Regions from separate parts of the Homo sapiens genome. Here region 1 is linked to region 2. Evidence: read pairs that join two places in POLR2A ChIA-PET (ENCODE). Cell type or tissue: K562. All regions are shown on one strand. Each heading gives the region's core, and the rest is flanking DNA. Links, peaks and the distances in the headings are about the cores only.

Region 1 (5,729 bases), core at 425-5,424, 55 kb before region 2:
CCAGGGTCCCAGCACCCGGGACCTGCCAGCCACAGTGGTGCCTGAGCCCAGGCAGAGGTCAGGCCCACCCTCCCAGCTCACAGCTCGGACCCCAGCAGGAGGGAAGGTGGGGGCAGGCAGGCCCAGCCACGGGGCCAGCGTGAAGAGGCTGCAGAATAACTGAGCCCGTTCCTCCCTCTGTGGGCGCCGCTCCCTGCCTCACCTTCTCCTTGGGGGGCTTCTGGTGGGCGAGGAGCTTGTAAATGTTCCAGTTGTTCTCGAAGCTCCTGGAAGGGATTCGGGTCACACCATGCACAGCCCTGCAGCGCCACGGCGTACAGCCACAGCGCAGCCGTGACAGAGCCCAGGAGGCTGGTCACAGGCACACGGCCCGATGGAAGCTCAGCCATGAGGCAGCAGACACCGCGCATGCCAGGCAGGGCACCTTCCACAGAAGGTGCGAGACCCCCAACACAACACGAGGCCACGCCAGCCCGTGCAGCAAAGCACGTGGCCGGCATCCAGCTCAAGGGAGGGTTGGCCACCTTGGTAGCGGGTGGAGGCACGCATGGGAACCCAGACGTCCAATCCAGCCTGACCCGGCCGCCAGGACGCCTGCAGGGGGGTGGTACCCACACCCAACATCTGCCAGCCTTCCCAGCCCCCGCGGGGCCACCCCATGTCCTGGGCTTGTATCCACAGCTTCTCATCCCCTCGCCATGCCCAGATCCCTGTGCACTGGGCCCTGCCCGTGCCACCGCCCAGGGTCTCCTGTGGTACCACACCTCCCAGCCCGCCTCCTGTACCACCCGCAGGCCCCTTCCTCCCTCGATCTTCAGACGCGGTGCCTAGAAGGATGACCCAGGCCAGGCGTGCATAGCGCCACTGCAGCACATGCTGCCTGGCACCGGGACCCAGCCATGTAAGAGTGCAGGGGTCTGCTGAGGGGGCTTACCCACCACGGAGCTGGGTGGCCTCGTCAAACCTCTTGTCATCCATGGCTTTCTGCACTTCCTTGGTCTTAAGGAAGAGAAACAGAACACAGACTATGGAGAGCCTGGCCCGCACACCCATGGCTACTGCCCTGTCTGGTGGGCCTGACGAGGGCAGATCTGGCCGGCATCTCCTGACCCTGGCCCAGGCCTGGCAGCCTCTCCCTAGGAACAGCGGTCACCACCAAGGCCAGCTCTTCTGGGGCTGGCTGAGACCAGGAGGCCCTACCCTGCCCCCAGCTGCCCTCCTCACCTCTCAGCAGCTCCAGCTCCAGGCAGGGCACTCTGCCCCAGTTGCAGGCCTCCAAACCCACCGAGCCAGGGCTGGACCAGCCCCCACACCCGGCCCCCTCGCCTCTGCCTTCCCCGTACCTCCTCTCCTGGGGTCCCTGCTCCAGCCACCCCAGTGTTCCCCATCACCTGCCTGAGCTCCTCCCAGGGCTCTGCTCTGATCACTGGCCCCTCCTCCTCCGTCCCATCGTAACCCCAACTCCCACCACTGCCTACAGAAGCTCAGTGGCCGTGGACCCCTGTGACTTCCCATGCTCACCAGGCTCCCTGCAGCTCCGACACACCTCCTGGGGAACGTCCCAGGTCCCACGTCCCACCCAGGGATGTGCTCACATCCCTCCCCTCCCTGGAGACCTGGGATGCCCTGGGCCAGCCACGAGGCCCTGCCCTCCGGTGCTCACAGTGCTGGGGCCCCCAGAGAGCAGTGGGGCCTGTGAGTGGGGACTGGGGAGAGGGGCCAGGCGGTTCTGATGGGGGGGGCCCAGGGCTTACCATCTGCACGCACTCCATGAGGGGCAGCCGCACTGACTGGTTCCCCGAGAGGGTGACCACGCAGGCCGGCGTGTCAGGCGTGGCTTCCAGCAGCGCCATCACCGCCTCCATGCCCATCTTGCTGCTCTGTGGGGAAGGGTTCAGGCTGGCACACCCACTTGGTCCCTCTACCCCAAGCCACATGCCCATCCTCTGTAGATGTGCAAACCCCAGCTTCCAGAGCCCCCCACGCTGACGGAAGCTTCCAGAACAGGTGGCATCAGAGATGGAAACGTGTCTGACCAGCATTCACGACGGCACACCAGACACCATTTCACAGAGTCCTCGCTGCCCTGCTGGAAGGCCCAGCCTGCACTGCTGGCTGCAGGGTGCCATGCAATGCGACCCACCCACCGTCGCTCGCTGCCATCGCTAGGCGCGCAAGGCAAGGGCGGGAGCCAGGTCCCCAGGGCCCCATCCGCTGCGATGGATCCTCCCGTGGAGGCCCTCATGTCGTGACTTCCCTGGTGTGTGTCCGCACCGGCCAAAGGGCTGGGCAGAGGACACATCCAGGAGCTGCCCCCCAGGGACACACTGCAAAGGCAGGCCCCAGCCCCACCCCGGGAACCGGCCACAGTGGACAAGAAAGCCAGGCCTGCGGTTGCCGTGGCCGTCCCATGACCACCAGTGGCCAGCCCTGTAGAAGCCCAGCAGCTGGACCCCCGGGGCCACAGACAGCCCTCCGTGTTCCACACAGGTTTTTTCATCTTGCAAGTGAGGCACAGGCGGCACCTTATTCTGGGCAGTCTCTCCAGGACGCTGTTTAGGGAGCAGCCTCGGAGACACCCCCCATGCAGGATGAGGCTCCTTGGAAAAGTGCAGGTTACCACTGCACGTGCTAGGGTCCCCTGGCCCCTTCGCAGCACCCAGTGGGAATACGGGCTCAGGGAGCACAAGAATGCTGACGCTCTGGGTGACAGCCGCGGCTAGGGGCGATCAACTGTCCTTTGTTTCACACCCGGCATCAGGCATCCAAGACACTGGCTGGAAAACCCAGCAGCCTGCAGGCTGGGAGTGCATGGCTGGCCCGGTCACAGCAGCGGCATTTCCATCACCCCAGGCTCAGCAGCGGCTGGCTTGCCCTGATGTCCCCGGCCCCTCAAGAGGCTCTTCAGAGTGAGCCTGAGGCCTCACAGAGGGGACAGCAGCTGCCTGGCTAGGTCGGCGGGGCCCCTCTCTGAGGAAGCCTCCCCTCTATAGAGTGGCCCTCGTCCAGCTGTGTGGGTTCCCTGGGAATGCTCGGCTCAGCACACGAGTCACAGGGCCAGGTGCAGTCACAGGGCTGGGCGCAGTCACCTGGTCTCCCTCAGCACAAGTCCCACCTGTCTGACAGTCTCTGGCCCTGCCTGAGAGGGTGACCACCCTCATACACAGGCATTTTGCCTACCATGGTGCCTTCCTGGCCCCAGACCCACTCCATTTGGCTCCAACTTCATTCCCATTTTGCAGAGGACAAAGTGAGACCCAGCGGTGATCAGGACCAAGGACGGCGAGGCCAGGCCAGACCCCGAATGCTCCCTCCCAGCACCAGCCTCCCAGACTGTGACGCCACAGGCGCCATGGGCACCACCCTCTGCCCACCCAGCCCCTCTCCCAGGGCCTGCCCCTGGCCCTGACTGCTGCCACGTTGGGCTGGCAGAGGGTGGGGGTCAGAACAGCCAGGAGGCACAGGCTGGTGGGGGGCCTCCCATGGTCCCCAGGTCTGAGTTCCCTATACCTGCAGGGGAACGGAGAAGCCAGGCCTCAGTCTCCCCCAGGAGGAGCAACAGCTTGAGGGAACACCCACACACACCCACACTGACACACACCCACACACACTGCCACACACACCCACACGGACCAGACACACACAGACACACCCACAAGGACCACGCGTCCCCCACACATACACCCCCACACACAGACACGGACACTCACCCACAGCCACATGGACACAGTGCACGTGCCATGCTCGCGTGCACACTGCCCACACCCACACCCACACACCACGCTTACCCACGCACGTACGCAGGGCAGGGTGATGGCCACTTACCAGGATCCGGTCGAAGGCAGAGGGCGTCCCTCCCCGCTGCACGTGGCCCAGCACAGTTACACGGGTGTCGAAGCCCAGCCTCTGAACCACCAGCTGCAGGACAGTGGGAAGGACCAGCCCTGAGCCCCAGCCCACACGGCCTAGAGGAGCAGGTGCCCAGTGGCCACCCCCAGGCCCACACGCACGTCCTTCACGTAGCTGGACGAGATGGGCTTCCCGTTGCGGTCAATGGCACCCTCAGCGATGATGATGATGTTCAGTCGGGACCCACGGCTCCGAGTCTGGGTCAAAGACACGACAGGGCTCAGCTGCCAGGCAGGGAAACCTGCCCCGGACACAGCCCCCGGGTGCCAGGAGCCCTCCCTGGGGCCACCATTCCCAACCCACATGGGCCAGGGCACAATCCCCACCCAGCAGGAGGAAAGCAGGCCTGGAGCGCGAGGGCAGAGATGAGGCTGGGCCCACTAGGACGCCCCGCCCTCCTGGAGGCGGTGAACAAGAGGGCTCTGCCCGAAAGCCTGGGAAGGGCAGCAGGGGAGGAAGGGGGCCCTCGGGGCTGGGCCCAGCACACACACAGCTGGGGCTGGGCCCTTGTGTCTGGTGAAGCCTTCCAGGCGGGAAGACGCACAGGGCTGCAGCTCCACGGGGCACAGGGCAGAGGGGCCTGCCCGGGCTAGCCTGGGCCAGGTACCTGGGGCCCCTGTGAGCTTCCATCTGCTCATCCTTATAACCAGGGGCCCCGCATCGCTGGCACCAGCCAGGGCTCCCCGGACACCCTGCACCCTGAAGCCACTGTGGGTCCACACTGGTGCACATAGGACACACCATCCCCTCTGCCAGCCTCAGGCTGCTGCCTCAGCACCACACACCAGCCGCGGCCCAGCTCTCTGGGAACTGAAAGAGCTTTTCGGCCGTCCACTTCAATGACCCAGCCAACATTTGTGGGACTCGCTCTGAGCCACAAGCCCCATGTTTGCCCACCACGGGCCACAATGCCTCCTACAGGGACAGGGTTGGAGCAGCTCAGACAGGGCCCGGGTGTGGTGGGAGTGGAGGGCTACCTGGAGGAGGTGGCGCCAGTGCAGGTGAGGTCAGACACCCGGAAGATGGGCTGCAGGTCCAGCAGGAGAGCTGTGCCACCCTCCCTGCCCCAGTGCACCCTGGGTGGTGGGCAAGGCGGGAACCCGCATGTTACAGGGGGAAACAGACTCTCAGTGAGGGCCTGAGCTGCTCACACAGAGCAGGAAGGAACCAGGTGGGCCGACCTTGCATCCAGGCCACTTCCAGGAGGGCCCAATGTGAGTCACAGACATAAGCTAAGGCCAAGGTCACCACTGGAGCCGGAACCCCCGGGAAGTCCCTGCCCTAGGAGAGCAAGCCCCTCATAGGACCCGCACCTTGGGCCAGCCTCGCCTGTTGGGCTCCATCTCCGCCCGGCCCCTAGGCTCCACTGGGGAAGGTTCTAGAAGCCAGGTCATTACCCACGGCCTCTCCCACTGCCCTCGGCAGCACTGTACAGCCACGCGGAGGTGGAACCAGTGTCCACACAGATGGGAGTGACGCTGCCACCTTCACACGGGGACAGGGATACCGTGTCAGTCCCAAACCCACCCTCTGCCCCCAGGGCTGGTTCCAGTGGTCCTGCCTCAGCCTCAGCGCACAGAGGACAGAGCTAGAGCCACGGGGGCCCCTGGCCTTGCCCTGCATGGTCGGGTGTGGGCGAAGGACAGCCTGAATGGCCCGTGCCTCTGGTCCACCATTGAGCCCCACCCCACCAAGGGGCCGACCTGTCCCAGTTGAGGGGTCTCAGGGTCCACAGGGCAGTGTCAGCCTGTTCTAGGCCAGAGCCCCCAACTCCACCCCAAGGGAACCAGAGGGCGGCATTCCAGGCACCCCCACTCCAG
Region 2 (6,260 bases), core at 1,261-6,260:
ATGCATCCATGAGTGCCAGGAAGGGGCAGCCACACAGCGGGGACTGTGCTCCACCAGCCCCCGTAGCCCTGCTTGGGGAGCTTTAAGGCCCACCCTGCCACGTTTGCGTCCTTGGGGCTTTCTGGGGCATGGAGAGTGAGGCCAGAGGTCCCCCAGTGACCAGCACCTGTGGTCCGCATGCTGGTGGGTATATCACAGGGGCCGATGCCAGTGGTGGCCTCAGGGACTGAGCTCCCAGAGAGCTCCCCATGAGAGGCCAGCTTTTCTGGGGCCCATCTGTAGAGCACCGGGCCTCTCTCCTGCTGAGACCGCTCTGGTCTCTGCTGAGCAGCAGTGGGGTGCACGGGGACTGGGGGCTCTGATGGATGCGAGGGGCTTCCTGTCCTGTGGCCTACGCCAGGGCACCCGCCCTGGACAGAACCTTCCTTTACTGCAGGAGGTTCTGGGGTGTGAAGTTAGAAAACTGCCCTTCCGGAAGCCGGGCGCAGTGGCTCACACCTGTAATCCCAGCACCTTGGGAGGCCGAGGCAGGCGGGTTACCTGAGGTCAGGAGGTCGAGACCAGCCTGGCCAACAGGGTGAAACCCCGTCTCTACTAAAAATACAAAAAATGCTGGGTGTGGTGGCATGCACCTGTAATCCCAGATACTAGGGAGGCTGAGGCAAGAGAGTTGCTTGAACCCGGGAGGCGGAGGTTGCAGTGAGCTGAAATTGCTACTGTACTCCAGCCTGGGCCACAGAGCGAGACTCTATCTCCAAAAAAAAAAAAAAAAAGAAAAGAAAAGAAAAAAAGAAAAAAGAAAACTGCCCTTCCAGGATAACTTGAGGTCAGGAGTTCGAGACCAGACTGGCCAACATAGTGAACCCCGTCTCCACTAAAAATACAAAAATTAGCCAGGCAGCCGGGGCGAGGTGGCTCACACCTGTAATCCCAGCACTTTGAGAGGCTGAGGCGGGTGGATCATGAAGTCAGGAGTTTGAGACCAGCCTGGCCAACATGGTGAAATCTTGTCTCTACTAAAAATACAAAAATTAGCCATGCGTGGTAGTGCACGCCTGTAACCCCAGCTACTCGGGAGGCTGAGGCAGGAGACTCGCTTGAACCTGGGAGGCAGAGGTTGCAGTGAGCCGAGGTGGCAGCACTGCACTCCAGCCTGGGCAATAGAGCGAGACCCCCCTCCCCAAAAATTAGCCGGGCATGGTGGTGCGTGCCTATAATCACAGCTACTCAGGAGGGTGAGGTGGCAGTGAGCCGAGATCACGTCACTGCACTCCAGCCTGGCAACAGAGAGAGACTCTGTCTCAAAAAAAAAAAAAAAAGAAAAGAAAAATAGGCTGGGCGCAGTGGCTCACGCCTGTAATCCCAGCACTTTGGGAGGCTGAGGCGGGCAGATCACAAGGTCAGGAGATCGAGACCATACTGGCTAACGTGGTGAAACCCCATCTCTACTAAAAATACAAAAAATTAGCCTGGCAGCCCGGGCGCGGTGGCTCACGCCTGTAATTCCAGCACTTCGGGAGACCAAGGTGGGCAGATCACGAGATCAGGAGTTTGAGACCAGCCTGGCCAATATGGTGAAACCTTGTCTCTACTAAAAATACAAAAATTAGCCATGCGTGGTGGTGCACGCCTGTAACCCCAGATACTCAGGAAGCTGAGGATTCTCTTGAACCGGGGAGCTGGAGGTTGCAGTGAGCAGAGATGGCACCACTGCACTCCAGCCTGGGCAATAGAGGGAGACTCCTCAAAAAACAAAACAAAACAAAACAAAACAAAAGCCGAGTATGGTGGTGCATGCCTGTAATCACAGCTACTTGGGAGGCTGAGGTTGCGGTGATCCAAGATCACGTCATTGCACTCCAGCCTGGCAACAGAGCGAGACTCTGTCTCAAAAAAAAAAGAAAAAGAAAAAGAAAAACAGGCCGGGTGCGGTGGCTCACGCCTGTAATCCTAGCACTTTGGGAGGCCGAGGCGGGTGGATCATGAGGTCGGGAGATCGAGACCATCCTGGCTAACACGGTGAAACCCCATCTCTACTAAAAAAAAAAAATATATACAAAAAATTAGCCGGGCATGGTGGCGGGCGCCTGTAGTCCCAGCTACTCGGGAGACTGAGGCAGGAGAATGGCGTGAACCCGGAAGGCAGAGCTTGCGGTGAGCCGAGATGGCGCCACTGCACTCCAGCCTGTGCGACAGAGCGAGATTCCATCTCAAAAAAAAAAAAAAAAAGAAAAAGAAAAAAGAAAACTGCCCCTCCTTGGAGCCAAAACCAGCCCCCAGGAATTCTCCCCTTTCCACTTGTGCTGGTGGGAACAGCCCTGCAGGGCAGGGGAGGTTGGGTGTGGGGCTGGGGTCAGGGGACAGATGGGCCTGCTGCTCCCGCTGTCTCCTTCTAATCACTTTCAATCCCGTGAGCTCCTGAAAAACAAAGCTCTTTGGAATAAAAGGAGGAGAAAACAAGATCATTTTACTCAAACACAGGGAAGTGATCTCACTGTCATCCTCAGTATTCTCTCCCTTCACTTTTTTTCATTAAAAAAAGTAACTATGTTAGAACAGCTTTAAAGTTATACAAACCTTGAGGCGCTAGTCCAGAACTGCCGCAACCCCCACCCAGCCCTCAGGCCCCCATGGACACTGTGGTTACATGAACAAACCTGCAGACACACCAACTTAGAGCCAAGGAGCCACATTTTATTCAGATTTCCCACTCCCTACCGCCCCTCTCTGTCCCGGGATCCCATGTGACACTTCATTGTCGCAGTGCCTCAGGGTCCCCCCGCCCCCTGCCCCGCTGTTTTTCAGACTCTCCCGCTGGGCGGCCTGACTGCCCCAGTGAGGAGGGCTCAGGCACTGGGCCGCCTCTGCTCCGACCCAGTTCACTCCTGGAGAGGCTGGGCTGTGGGTGGGGGGAGAAAGCCCCGGTGCGGGGCACCCACCCAGGCGAATCCTCCCCGAGACGCTGGCCTGGGCCAGGGGCCAAGGGGTCATCAGGCTGCCCCTGTGTGGTCACCCCTCATGCAGTACTTGCAGAAGGAAGTCACCAGGCCCAGCCCACACTTCAGGGGGGTTACCTCCCGCAAGGGTCTTCTCCCACTTTCGACCAGCACAATTGTCCTGTGGCTCCAGCCCTGCCCGGCGGTCCTCCGCCCCCTGCTCTGAAGCCCCTAACCTCCCTCCAACAAAGTCCCCCTTCCCAACCCACCCCGCACCTCCCACACTGCCCCTCTGCCCACCCCACCTTCCTGCTCCCTTCCCTGCTTCCACGTTCCACCCCCACCCTGAACCTACCCCTCCCAGCTCCCCAACCCCCCACCTGCCCTGACATTCCCCACCCAACACCCCTTACCCCATCCTCCAGGGCCTTCCCTGTTTCCTTCTCTCCCCCACAGCTGCCCCCCAAACCTGGGGCTCCAGACTGAGCTCCCAAGCCCGGCTCCTGAACGCCCCTCCCTCTATCCCGCCAGAGGACCACCTCCCCTGAACACCCCCATCTCCTCCTCACCATCTACCCCCACCCCCACTCCCATCCCAACCGACCCTGAGATCCCTGAGGCCCATCCCCACCCCATTCTCACCCCTATCCTGCCCTAAAGGCCACCTCCCCTGAAACCCCCATCCTCGGCCTCACACCCCCATTCCTACTTTCACCCCGTCTCTACCCTTGCCCTGAGCCCCGACCCCCGCCACTGAGCCCTGCCCCGGAGTGCCCACCCTCACCCTATCATCACCCCCATCCCGCCAAAGGACCACCTCCCCTGAAGGCCCCCATCTCCAACTCAGCATCCACCCCCACCCCCACTCCCTAATCCCCCAACAGATCTCCCTAAGCCCCGCCCTCCACCCACCCACCCTGCCCTGAGGGCCACCTCCACTAATCCTCACCCATCTCCACCCAGGGGGCCAACTCCACCTAACCCCCCGCCCTGCCCTACCTCCACCCTCCACCCTCCACCCTCCACCCCTCCACCCCTCCACCCTCCACCCTCATCCCTTTCTTCACCCTTGCCCTGAAGCCCACCCCTATGACCTTCCTAAACCCCACCTCTGAGCGCCCTGCCCCTACCCCACAGCCACCCCTATCCCCCACCCCACCCCAAGGGCCCCCCTCTACTGAAACCCCCCTCATCTGCCCCATCCCCAGTCCTCCCATCTCCACCCCTCCCCTGAACCCCACTCCCCACTGAGGTCCCCAAACCCCACCCCTCACTCCACCCTGAGGGCCCCATCCTCTGAACCCCAATCCCCCAGCCCCACTGAGCTCTTAACCCTCCCCACCTGAGGGTTCCCTTTCCCTGCCCGTCCCCCAGCTTCCTAGCTCCCCACCCCAAGTGACCCCCCGCAGCTCCTCGCCCCTCCCACTGCAAACCGGCACTGAAGGGCTGCCCCGCCCCCGCCCCTCCCCGCCCCCGCGGGACACGCCCAGATTCTTTGCCCCCATAGCCTGGTGACCTCTGGCCACCCGCTGTCCCAGGTGGGCCTGGATCCTTCCAGCTCATTCTTTGCCTGCGCCGTCCCTCGTTCCATGGCCCAGTCCTCCCCGGGGACCCTGAGCCTGGAAGCCCCGGACCACTGGAACCTTGAACCCACCAGCTGGCTGTACCCGGAGCCGTGGCAGCAGCCCTGTGAGTCTCTTTCCTACTCCCTGACCATGCTGCCTTCAAGGGTGCGGCTGGCCAAGACCATCCCCAGGGGTCCCTGCTGGGCCTGAGGGACACTGTAGGAGGCTGGGGCATGGGAGTCCCTGAGGGGTCGAAGGCTGGGCCCAGAGGAAAGCAGGGGCTGCAGCGGCCATTGGCCCCAGGTCCTCATGAGGGCCCTGCCCTCCCCTTTTTGCCCCATCTTCCATGTTGTAACAGGGCCAGGCAGGTGGGGGGCACGCCTCAGGGGACCCTTGAGCCCCTCTCAGGGCTGGCACTGGCCTTGGCTGTCCTGCCCCTCATCCCTGGGTTGGGCAGGTGGGTGTCACCGCGGGGGTTCAGGTGGCCTGAACTAGTCAAGGTCTGCTCAGCAAGCTGCTTCCCGTGCTGGGGTGCATCAGGGATCTGAGCAGGGGCTGACGGCTTTCTCACATCTGTGTCCGTGTGTCCTGACACAGCATCCCCATGGCGGCCATCCCAGCCCTGGACCCAGAGGCCGAGCCCAGCATGGACGTGATTTTGGTGGGATCCAGTGAGCTCTCAAGCTCCGTTTCACCCGGGACAGGCAGAGGTGAGGGCTCATCTGCTTATTGGACCAGTCACTTAGGATGCTGATCCCAGGCCTGGATGAGGTCTGGAGTTCCAGGCTTCTGGAGTATTCATGCATTATTCAGGCACCCGGGCTGGGGCAGGAGGTTCCCCACCCACAGTCTTCCCCCAGGTATGGGCGTTTAACACACCAAGATAAGGTGTGAGGGCGGGATGGCAGGGGACCTCAGGCTCCTGTGACTTTGGAAAACGAATTGTGATGCTCACTTCCTGGCCGAATTTAAATTAAGAGATCAGAGGAAGAAGAAAGGGGCTACTTCTTATCTTCCTTTCCAGATCTTATTGCATATGAAGTCAAGGCTAACCAGCGAAATATAGAAGGTGAGTGTTTGCATACTGGCCCACACCAGACAAAAGAGACGGGGCACAGTGGCTCACACCTATAATCCCAGCACTTTGGGAGACCAATGTGGGAGGATCATTTGAGCCCAGGAGTTTGAGACCAGCCTAGGCAACATAGTGAGACTCTGTCTCTACAAAAAAATAAAAATAAAAATTAACCAGGCATGGTGGCATGCACCTGTAGTCCCAGCTACTCAGGAGGCTGAGTTGGGAGGATTGCTTGAGCTGGGGAGGTCGAGGCTGCAGTGAGCTATGATAACACCACTGCACTCCAGCCTGGGTGACGGTGAGATCCTGGAAGGAGGCAGTGGACACCACTGTGCCACGTGTATCCCTTCTCCCCCTCCCAAGGCCCCTGTAGCTTCATTTAAAGCATATAGTTTAATGTATTTTAGTTTATTTACAGAGTCAGCAACCATCATCACCATCTAATTTTAGAAGGTTTTCATCACCCTGAAAAGAAAACCCATGTCTAGTAACAGTCACTCCAAATTCCCCCTTCTTGCTTCCCTTCTTTTAACTCTAGGCAACCACTCCTCGACTTTCTCTCAACGTGGGTTTGCCTTTTCTGGATCCTTTGCATTTCCGTATGAATTTAGGATCAGCCTGTCAACTCCTGCCCAAAAGCCAGCTGGGATTTTGAGAGGGCTCTGCAGCTCCATTTGGGGA

The links. ChIA-PET counts read pairs that join two places held together with the same protein. Peaks named below come from ENCODE experiments on the same cell type or tissue, not always from the same donor. Only the 100,000 strongest peaks of a DNase experiment are listed, where the experiment ranks them.
Region 1: POLR2A ChIA-PET joins it to region 2 with 6 read pairs; 4 of 35 experiments call an interaction of 5 or more read pairs at or near these places.

The regions. Positions count from the first base shown.
Region 1 is chr21:44,314,621-44,320,349 of GRCh38, reverse strand. PFKL (phosphofructokinase, liver type) reads right to left here. Exons shown (of 22, transcript NM_002626.6): 8 at 4,011-4,106; 9 at 3,826-3,918; 10 at 1,755-1,880; 11 at 935-999; 12 at 203-266. Among named protein-coding and RNA genes, the nearest start is that of PFKL, 17 kb to the right of the region's middle. In K562, for the core only: no CTCF peak of the experiment used is centred there; no DNase peak of the experiment used is centred there.
Region 2 is chr21:44,260,105-44,266,364 of GRCh38, reverse strand. It overlaps DNMT3L (DNA methyltransferase 3 like), which reads left to right and starts at 4,468. Exons shown (of 12, transcript NM_175867.3): 1 at 4,468-4,625; 2 at 5,099-5,211; 3 at 5,526-5,570. The coding sequence starts at 5,106. RefSeq lists enhancers at 1-329, 4,194-4,753. In K562, for the core only: no CTCF peak of the experiment used is centred there; a DNase peak (open chromatin) is centred at 4,364; H3K27me3 peaks cover 1,375 bases.